Regions from separate parts of the Mus musculus genome. Here region 2 is linked to region 1. A link is a loop called in an ENCODE intact Hi-C map of the cell type or tissue named here. Cell type or tissue: heart. All regions are shown on one strand.

What was found. A loop is a pair of places that touch in the nucleus more often than their neighbours do. Peaks named below come from ENCODE experiments on the same cell type or tissue, not always from the same donor. Only the 100,000 strongest peaks of a DNase experiment are listed, where the experiment ranks them.
Region 2: it touches region 1 in a loop (5-fold over the local background); 26 of 42 quality-filtered maps call a loop at or near these places.

Annotation. Positions count from the first base shown.
Region 1 is chr12:33,331,956-33,336,955 of GRCm38, reverse strand. The region is part of intron 4 of Atxn7l1 (ataxin 7-like 1); the gene reads right to left. Among named protein-coding and RNA genes, the nearest start is that of Atxn7l1os2, 60 kb to the left of the region's middle. In heart, a CTCF peak has its summit at 38 (motif pointing left); a DNase peak (open chromatin) is centred at 2,865; H3K27ac peaks cover 228 bases; H3K27me3 peaks cover 357 bases.
Region 2 is chr12:33,278,582-33,283,581 of GRCm38, reverse strand. The region is part of intron 3 of Atxn7l1 (ataxin 7-like 1); the gene reads right to left. Among named protein-coding and RNA genes, the nearest start is that of Gm38649, 23 kb to the right of the region's middle. In heart, no CTCF peak of the experiment used is centred here; no DNase peak of the experiment used is centred here.

The DNA of each region.
Region 1 (5,000 bases):
GAGAGTCACTACCGGGCTGCAGGACCAGCTGCCCCCTGCCGGCCATGCTTTCATGCTGGTCACGACTTATTCTTCTATAGTCAACAGATATGCCTGAAGAGAATGGTTCGGAAAGTCTGTAGGTTTGCGGAAATTATTGCCAGCCTTTCTCCACTTAACAAGTGGGGTAAAGACAGATTTGACAGACAGGAGTGTGAGGACATATGGTATTTGTGCTGTGGGTTATGTGTCTGATGTGAATTCGAGGCTGTCTGATCTCTTCCACCGCTTCATTTGACAGAGATCCGCATGCTTGTATGAGAGGCCTGGCAGAGTCTGGAGAGTCTCTGGTTTATTAGCAGACCCCCTGATAGGCCGCCTCACTGAGCCTCCTCCCTTCCAAGTGGTGGTAGCATTAAAACATCCCAATAAAAAGGAATTTAGATCTTTTAACATTACTCCTGGAGTCGGAATTCTACTTGGCACTTGGAGATATACTGAGGGGTTGGGGAAAGGCTGCCACCAGAAAATTATTTCTAATTGGAATCCTTGAAGCTGAACAAATACTAGGGACAGACTGGCAGGTTTAAGAATCAAGGGGTCACGAAGAATGGGTAGAAGGAACAGCCACAGAATCCTGCCCTGCCACGACAGATATAGTGGGTACCGCATACACCCTGATGAATGGGTAGTCCTCCTCTACCCTGCTTTTGAGGCATCTGGGAGAATGTTCAAGAAGCCAGCTTGTAAATACCTTTAGCAAACCATAGCAGAAGATTTCTAACCACAGGGCGTGTAGATAAGAACATCTACTGGGCTGATCTAATACTATCTTAAGGCAGAGAAGGGAAAATATCAACACTGTGCGCCACCCCTCTCTGCGTGGCCTGGACCCTCTCCCACACAACACGCTCTCGGTAAACTGAGAAATGCGGGCACACCACACGGCTGCTGGGGGTGAGTGGTCCTGGCAGCAGAGTGGTTGGCGGTACACAGAACGTGTGGGAAAGCGCGTCAAAGGCCCACCGTTGGCCAAGAAGGGGACAACATCGTCACTAGTAATCTTCACCATGGGCTGCAAAGCTTAGCCTCTTAACTCCATTGCAAAGTCATAAAGGAGGGCACATATGAGATTTCCTCCCTGAGACAAGTTAGGGGTGTGGTGTGTGGGTGAACACGGGAGCTTGGATAAGCTGACTTTGATGAATTGTAGAAAGGGGTCAGAGGCAGGGGCTGGGGAGAGAGCCCAGTTGATAAAGTGCTTGCTGTGTAAGTCTGAGGGCCTACATTTGACATCTAGCAGGCACAGTGTAAGGGTGGGTGTGGTGGAACATGCCTGTGATCCTACTGCAGGACAACTTGGAACAGGATCAGTGGGACTCACTAGCCAATCAGCATAGCCTGCTTGGTGAGTCTCAGGCCAATAAGAGACCTTGTCTCAAGACAAAAACGAAGCATGTGGATGCTACCTGATAACCCCTGACTTTGGCTTCCACAAGTACACGCACTCACGTGAACACACACACACACACACAACATTCTCCAGACACACAAAATGATCAGAAGCAAATAACATAAAAGGTTCTGGCAAATTCACTGACTGTGGAGGTGTCCCACCCCTGAATCCTGTCTTTCCTGTGGCTGGATACTTTCTGGTGAGGGCATAAAGCATGCAGCTCCCTAGCCTTAGGGTCTCAGCGAGCTCCTACAGACTTCTGTCCTTGTGAGGGGTAACAAGATGAGGGCTTGGCTAGTGAGCAAGCCTGGGTTTTAGTTCTTCCCTCCTTCCTCGGTGGGACAGACCTGACTATCATATCTCAGCCCCACAGGCCTGCCTAAGTTTCCTTATCAGTGAAAGGAAGACATGACATTTGGAACAATTGGATGAGGTAATGGGCCCAGAGGGTCTCTTAGGTGCGAAGCACAGCCTCAAGGTTGAAGTGAAACAGAAGAGAGAGAACCACGCCATTCACTCTCTCATGGGCCCTCCTGAGGTGTAAGCCGTGGTTCACTGTCAGAAACCCTTTGTCCCTTCTGTCCTTATCGGTTGCAGTGGACAGAGTGGGAGGCAACAGACAGGTGGGAGCAGGTGGCTTCCAAACTCACCCAGAGAAGACCAATCCTGGGACTACAGTGGAGAGACAAAAATGGAAGAAGGGAACAAGCCATTCCATACTCAGAGACCCCCTGTCCAGGGCTCCGCATCCTGCATCTCAGTCCTTAGGCACTGCCAAGGTTGGGTGAGTCACTACAGCTTAGATGTGGATGGGGCTTTCTGCCAGAGGAGTAAGCAGGAAGCCCAGCCTACTAACATCAGACAATTCCTGCACTTCGGCAGCATGGGGACTCTGAGGGTCCAGGGCACCTTGTCTTCTGGGGGAGGCTATCTGTACACCTCTAGGCTGTTCAGTGGGATGAAGGAGGCCCTGTTCTCCACAGTTTTCTCTTATTCTGGACTTCTAAGGGTGTGGAGCTTAGAAAGGGCTCCCCAGCCCCACCAGGAGACCAAGGGGTGCTAAGTATTCCTGGAGAGCCCTAGTACCCTAGGACTGTGGGAGAATCAGCAAGCTAAAGAGTGGTCTGAATGCAGTAGGGCATCAGATGCTGCACACGCTGCCCTTGGGAACAGCTGTGGGCTGCGGTCTCAAGGTCTCAAGGACAGCTTCAGACCTTATCAAATGCTCAGTGCATTGCCCCCGTAACTAAGAACGAGACGGCTGGTCATCAAGATTCACATCATTTCAGAGACAGCATGAAGGCCACTGAAGGCGGGGCTAGGGACTTGGGGTTAAGTGGAGTCCGGAAGAGTGAGTTAGTCCCTGGCAATGGCTTAGAGCTGGCTAGTCTCAGGAGCAGCAAGTGGGAACACTTCCCTTTCTGGCCACCAGAGGTCACTGGCTCCCACTGCTGGAGCTGTAAGATGTCCTTTCAGAGAGCCTGTTACCTGGGTACCAGGGCCAGAGCATGAAAGTCTCCTCGAGCCCTAGTGCCAATTCGGACCCAGGAGAGAAATGGGGATTCCTTAAAGAACGTCTTCCATGTCCCTGTCAGGGAGTGTTGAGAGGAGACACCCGAAATGGCCCTGGCATCCCATGCCCAGGCTCTCCCTTTAAGGAGAACCCTAAACACAGCAAGGAAATGGCCAGGGACTCTGTGACCAGCTGCTCCCATTTACTTCAGAGAAGAACAAACACATTTAGAACAAACATTCCCATTCATTCCTTTTCATTCATATGCTTCTGTCTCTGTAGGCAAACAATCGAAAGCCACTGACGAGTTCTGTGCAGCACAGTGAGCGTGTGTGTGTGTGTGTGTGTGTGTGTGTGTGTGTGTGTGTGTCTGTGACTGTGTGTCTGTGTCTGTGTGTATGATGTGTATGAAAGTGTGTGTACATGTTTGTGTGTGTATGCAAGTGTATATGAGTGTGTGTGTGTGTCTGTGTGTATGCATGTGCATGTGTATGCAAGTGTGTGTGCATGTTGGCATGTGTATGTAAGTGTATATGAATGCATGTGCATGCATGTGTGTGTGCATGTTGGTGTGTGTATGTAAGTGTATATGAGTGCATGTGTGTGTGTCTGTGTATGCATGTGCATGTGTGTGAGTGTGTATGCAAGTGTGTGTGCATGTTTGAGTGTGTACACGAGTGTATATGAGTGTGTGTGTGTGTGTGTGTGTGTGTGTGTGTGTGTGTGTGTGTAGGGAGAGCATGTACTGGGAAGGCAAAGATTTCACAGCCTGCATGGACACCCCAATATGACTCCCTATGGCTTCTGGGAACCAACCCCTGATTCATGCCAGCACCAGGCTAGAAGAGCTAAGCCCCAGGTCTCTCCCACAGGCATCTGGCTGGGTCCTCTCCATAAAACACCGGGAAGACATCCAGGGCACATGAACTCCCACATGTCCCCTCTCTCCCAGAAGACTCACCTCCCATTTCCAAGCATTTTGGGAGGGGCCGTCTGGAAAGAGGGAGCCCCTCCCCCACCGTGCGGTAGGGTGTGCACAGGGAGGCCAGGAGCCTGCTGCTTTTTCTTCTGCTTTGGCTCATTTTCCTTCTGGAACAGCAGGCTCATCTCCTGCATTTTTAATAGTGGAGCACATTTAGCATTCAACACACACGTGCAGGTTGATAAGGCCCAAGGAGAAGGCAACAAGCCATCCATGGGAGGAAAACCTCTTCCCATCTCTCCCCTGCCTCTTGCCCACATCAGCCAACATCAACTATCTATTCACCAGGGCTGGCTGTGGTGGGAAGGGACAGCAGGTGACAAAGTTATCCTGGCTGGCAGTCACTCTGCCAGAGCCTGGTCCCTGGCAGAGCGGAGGTTCATAATAAAGGACAAAATGGTCAATGTGGCTCAAAAGACCAAACAACCATTGTTTCCTCTCTCTTTCTTGAGATGGGGTCATCCCCACTCCGCCTCAGCATTCTGAGCGCTGGGATCATGGGTTCATGTGCTGGGACTGTGGGCACATTCCCAGTTATCTTCTGCTCAGGGACTAAATCATTTGCCCATCTCCCTGTGTCATTGTGGCCTACAGGAACATCAGCCAGGGGCTCTGTCGCTTCTGCCTTCCTCAGGGGTGATCTCCAACAGGCAGGTAAACTAGAGGAGAGTGCTCAGAGAGCTGCAGGGGAAGGATTAAGGCAGTTCAAAGAAGACAGATTTAATGGCTTGGGGACTCTGTCTTCCTCTTTCTCCCCCCTTTCCTCTTCCTCTTTCTTTCTTGTAATGCTGGTGACCAAAGCCTCCTGCAATGTTGGACGAACACTTTATTGCTGAGTTCCTCCCCTAACCTATCGCAGGGACAGAGTCTTGCTAAATTGTCCAGTCTGGCTTTGAACTCACTCTGGAGCCCTGGCAGACCCTGAACTTTTAATCCTCCTGACACGGACTTCCAAGTAGCTGAGCTTACAGGCCTGTACTACCAGACCTGGCTCCTCCTGCCCATGTCTTTCCCTCTTTTCATTGTGTGTGTGGGCACATGAATGGCACACGGTTTGTGTGGAGCTCCGC
Region 2 (5,000 bases), 53 kb after region 1:
CAGGGGGTAAGTGGGACACACTCATGAACCAAAGAGATTTACGTGTAAGGAACAGCTTGGTCTTCATCCGTTACCCAACAGCAGTTGGTAAAACTGTGGTTCTTGATATGCTTTTAAAAACGTTCCCTCATTGCACACCCAGGAGGTGGAGAAGGAAGAATAGTGGCAACAAATTGGCTATGAACACAGATCACACTTGTGACATATTAGTCCTTCTTGAGCCAAGTGCATCTTCCACCTCCAGCCCCATTGAAGCTGGGCTACTGCTTGCAGTGGTGGGACCATCCTGACCAGACACAGGCAGGGGAAGGGAAAACACAAGTCTAATGTGACCAATGGCCTGGATTCACTTTTCAGCGTGCACACATACACACACACACACACAGAGACGTAGACATACACATAGATAGACACACACACACAGACAAATGCACACAGATAGACACAGAGAGACACAGACACATAGATAGACATAAAGGCACACACAAACACACAGAAAGACAGATACACACAGACATACACACACACATACATACACACACATAGAGACAGACACACAGACATACATACACAGAGAGAAACAAGTACACATACATACCCAGAGACAGATACGCACAGAGAGACACACACATAGACAGACACATATACACACACAGAGAGACAGATACACAGATACAGAGAGACAGACAGACACATACACAACACACATACACACACAGATATACACAAACTCAGACAGACATAGAGAGACACACACACACATAGACACACACACACAGACACAGAGAGAGATATATATAGACAGACAGACAGACACATGCACACACACACACACACACACACACACACACACACACACATAACCTCCCCCTAAACTGAATAATAAGGGTAAAAGAATGAAAGGGACATAGGAAGAGGTAAGACTCTGGGTTCTTAGGTTCTTAGAATACACCTGAATCATCTGAAGCTAACCTTATTCTCAGATGGCACCATGAAGTCTGCTTTTCCATCGGGGGAAGGGGTGCGGGAAGAAGTGAAAGGATTTTTTTTAAGATAAAAAAATGTAATGCGAGCTTTCATTATATAAATAAAAATCCCACTGGGGCAAGCCAGTAGTTACCCTTCATCTCTGTGAGGAGAAATTTCAATAAAAGGATGTAGGTGGCGGAACGGAGGCCTGTACAGATGTCGCTTTCTCATTATTATTTTCGGCGTTTGGAGACTCCCCAAAAGACAGACTGTCTCCAATAGAGCCTGGCTGTTTTCTGATCCTTTTAGATGCTGGCTTAGAAAAATAAAACAATCAAACCAGCATATGACCGGTCCTGAAATACCTTAACTCTGGCACCGACTTAAATTATAAAAACATCAAGTGTAGAACAGAGATTTAGAAATTTCAGATGTGGTGAGAAAGAAAACAAAACTCACCCAGTCCCCACACTATTGTGTGTGTGTGTCTCTGTGTGTGTGTGTCTGTCTATGTGTGTATGTGTCTGTCTCTCTCTGTGTATCTATGTGTGTGAGTCTATGTATCTCTGTGTCTGTGTATGTGTCTATGTGTGTATGTGTCTGTCTGTCTGTCTGTCTCTCTCTTTCTGTCTCTGTGTATCTGTGTGTGTGTGTCTGTCTATGTGTGTATGTCTCTCTCTCTTTCTCTCTGTCTCTGTGTATCTCTCTCTCTCTCTCTCTCTCTCTCTCTCTCTCTGTGTGTGTGTGTGTGTGTGTGTGTGTGTGTGTGTGTATGTGTGAGTCTGCCTGCCTATGTATCTCTGTGTCTGTCTGTCTGTCTATATACATTGCTGGTCCTGGAACTCTATTTTACTTGTTAGTGCTCGCCTAACGTGCACAGAGTCCTGGGTTGATCAGTCTTGGTTAGCCTTAACTGTCAACTTGGCACAGCCTGGTCATCTGAGAAGGGAAGATTAAGCCAGACATGGTGGCATAGGCCTTTAATCCCAGAACTAGGGAGGCAAAGGCAGGTGGATCTCTGAATTAGAGGTCAGCCAGTCTAGATAGCGAGTTCCAGACTAGCCAGAGGTATATAGTGAGACCTTATCAGAGTGTGTGTGTGTGTGTGTGTGTGTGTGGTGGTGGTGGTGGTGGTGGGGGCAATGAAGAGGGAAGAAAGAGAGGAAGAGAGGGAAGGAGAAAAAGGAGAACAATGCCTACATCAGATTAATATATATGTGTAGATATCTTGATTATTAACATATGTAATTGGAGCTAGGTCACTCTAGACTGCACCATTCTTGGGTAAGTGGTCCTAGGCTATACAAAAAAATTAGTTAAGCATGGGACACCTACCAAGAGTATCCACCATGGTTCCTCTTTAACCCAACACCATATAAATTGTGTGGTTACAAACTTGGAATCTCAGGCAAAAGGGATCAGATGTTTGCTCTTGGCTACATGAGGCCAAGTCTCAACAAGTTTTTTAAAATATGCACATAATCTTAAAAATGTGATTCAGGGCTGGAGCAATGGCTCAGCACTGGGTGTTCTTGCAGAAAACCAGGGTTCAATTCCCAGTATGCACACAGCAGCTCAAGACCCTGTGCAACTCCAGTTCCAGGGGAATCTGGTGCCCCCTTCTGGCCTTGTCAGGTACTACACATTTGGTGTGTCGCAACACATGCCGTCAAAAAAACAAATGTGCATACACATAACTAACATAAAAATAAGTGTGATTGTATGGAGTAATCACCTTCTACCTCTATCACATTACATCATGGACATTTTTGTGTTATGTTTATGTTTTTAAAATATTATTTTAGACATTTCTTGGTATAAGTGAGCACGGAGATTGTTTGCAAGCTTTGCTACGAGGGATAAATCTATAGCACACTTAAAAACAAAACAGTCTAATTTTTATTGCAGTCTGGCTTTAAACTCTAGTGCACCTGCTGCCTCAGCCTTTCGAGTACTGAGATTACAGACAGGGCCACCAGAGCCGGCTTCTAGACACAATCTCATACATACGTTTCTGTTTATTATTTATTCATTTGGTTTTTATTTTTAATTTTTGAGATAGAGTTTCTTTGTGTAGCCTTGGCTGTCCTGGAGCTCACTTTGTAGACCATGCTGGCCCCAAACTCATAGATATCTGCCTGCCTCTGCCTGCCAAGTGCTGGGACTAATAGCATGTACCACCACCCAGAATCTGTTTATATTTTATATAAATACCAGGCCACAGATCCAACAGACAGGGAGCCCTATCTACATACCCGCGGGCTTGTTAGAGTCTGGATTACATCTTGATAAAAATTGGGTAACAGTAAGTCACACACACTCACCACTTTGTTACATGAAAAATGCTCTGTGCTTGTTTTAATTTTTGTTCTTGATTACCAGTACGGTTGAACATTTTTCATGTTAATTGGCCACTTGAATTTGATCTCTTGTGAACTGTCTACTCATGCCCATTCTTTAATTAATACATCCCCCATTTCCTCGTTAATCTGCAAAAATTTTGTATGACATTAAGAATATTACTTATTTATTTTTATTTATTTTGGGTTTTCACAAATAGGGTCTCTGTACATCATTCTGGCAATCCTGGAACTCAGTAGATCAGGCTGGCCTGGGACTCACTCAGTAGATCATGCTGGCCTGGACCTCACTCAGTAAATTAGGTTGGCCTGGAGCTCACTCAGTAGATCAGGCTGGCCTGGAACTCACTCAGTAGATCAGGCTGGCCTGAAGCTCACTCAGTAGATCAGGCTGGCCTGGAACTCACTCAGTAGATCAGGCTGGCCTGAAACTCACTCAGTAGATCAGGCTGGCCTTGAAGTCACTGAGATTGGCCTGCCACTGCCTCCTGCATGCTGGGATCAAAGGCACATGCCACCACACCAGGATGAATATTACTATTTTAAAATCAGAAGTTGAACCATTAACCAACTTAATGATTTAACAAGATTTACAAGTATGGAATGCTAATGTCAACTAAATAGCTCACCAATTCGGTTAAGATGGGAAGCAGTAAGAGCTAAAATCAGAGTTTTATAAACAATCATAGAATAAACATAGAATTCTCGTTTTACTAACTCCTTTTAAAGGAATGACTACATTAACAAATGGCAGGTCACATCAGAGGTTGACTTCTGAGTCTTTATCAGGAATCTCCTCTCTCTCTTCCTGCTAAGCAGCTAGAGGACACCTGGGCAGGCCAGAAAGTCCAAGTATTGTGTCCCATCTCTGTGTCCACAGTTGGGCAGGGCATTTTCCAGAAGTTCTTATCTGAACTGTAAGCTGCAATCTGGGGTCTGAATTCTGAGCTCCTGGGCACCACCCAGAATTAGTCAAGTGATTATAGGAAACCAGAAAGACAAGATTCAGTTTCACCTTCTATGAGGCCAGGACTGAAGCAGCGAGGGAGCCAGGAAGGTTGAGAAAGAGGGGAGGGTGGGGGGAATCCCTGAGCAGTCCCCGGTGGTGGCCACTGTCACAGTCCAGGGGAGCATCTTCACCCTCAGCATGTCTGCTGTTAACTGTAAAAGCACAAAGTGGGGCTAGCCAGGTTAGGAGGGCAAGTAGAGGGTAATGACTGAAAAGGGAGACAGGGAACCACCTTCCACCACGGCCAACCAGGGGACTGGGTGAGGGGCTGGCATTCAAGTCACTGTGTGCCATTCACACATGCTTTGCCTACCATGGCTTGGGCAGTAAAGATTCAAAAATAAAACAGGAAGTCCAACCAAGCAGGCTGCAGCCTAGGAACAGAGGCTGGGGTGGAAGGATGTGTCTTAGAGGATGCTGAAGTCAAAGCAGTCTCTGCTCTAGGCACGGGAAGGCAGATGTCACAGACGGGCGATCAGTGGTGTCAGGTGTTAAGTTGTCTGCTGTATCCACGTTGTAGCATTCCCAGGTGAGAAAGACCAGGGACAGACCTGTTTATGATGACCCCTGGGCTCATAGATTTTAGATCTACTAGAATGGAGATTTGAGGGGTTGGTGTGTGTGTGTGTGTGTGTGTGTGTGTGTGTGTGTGTGTGTGTGTG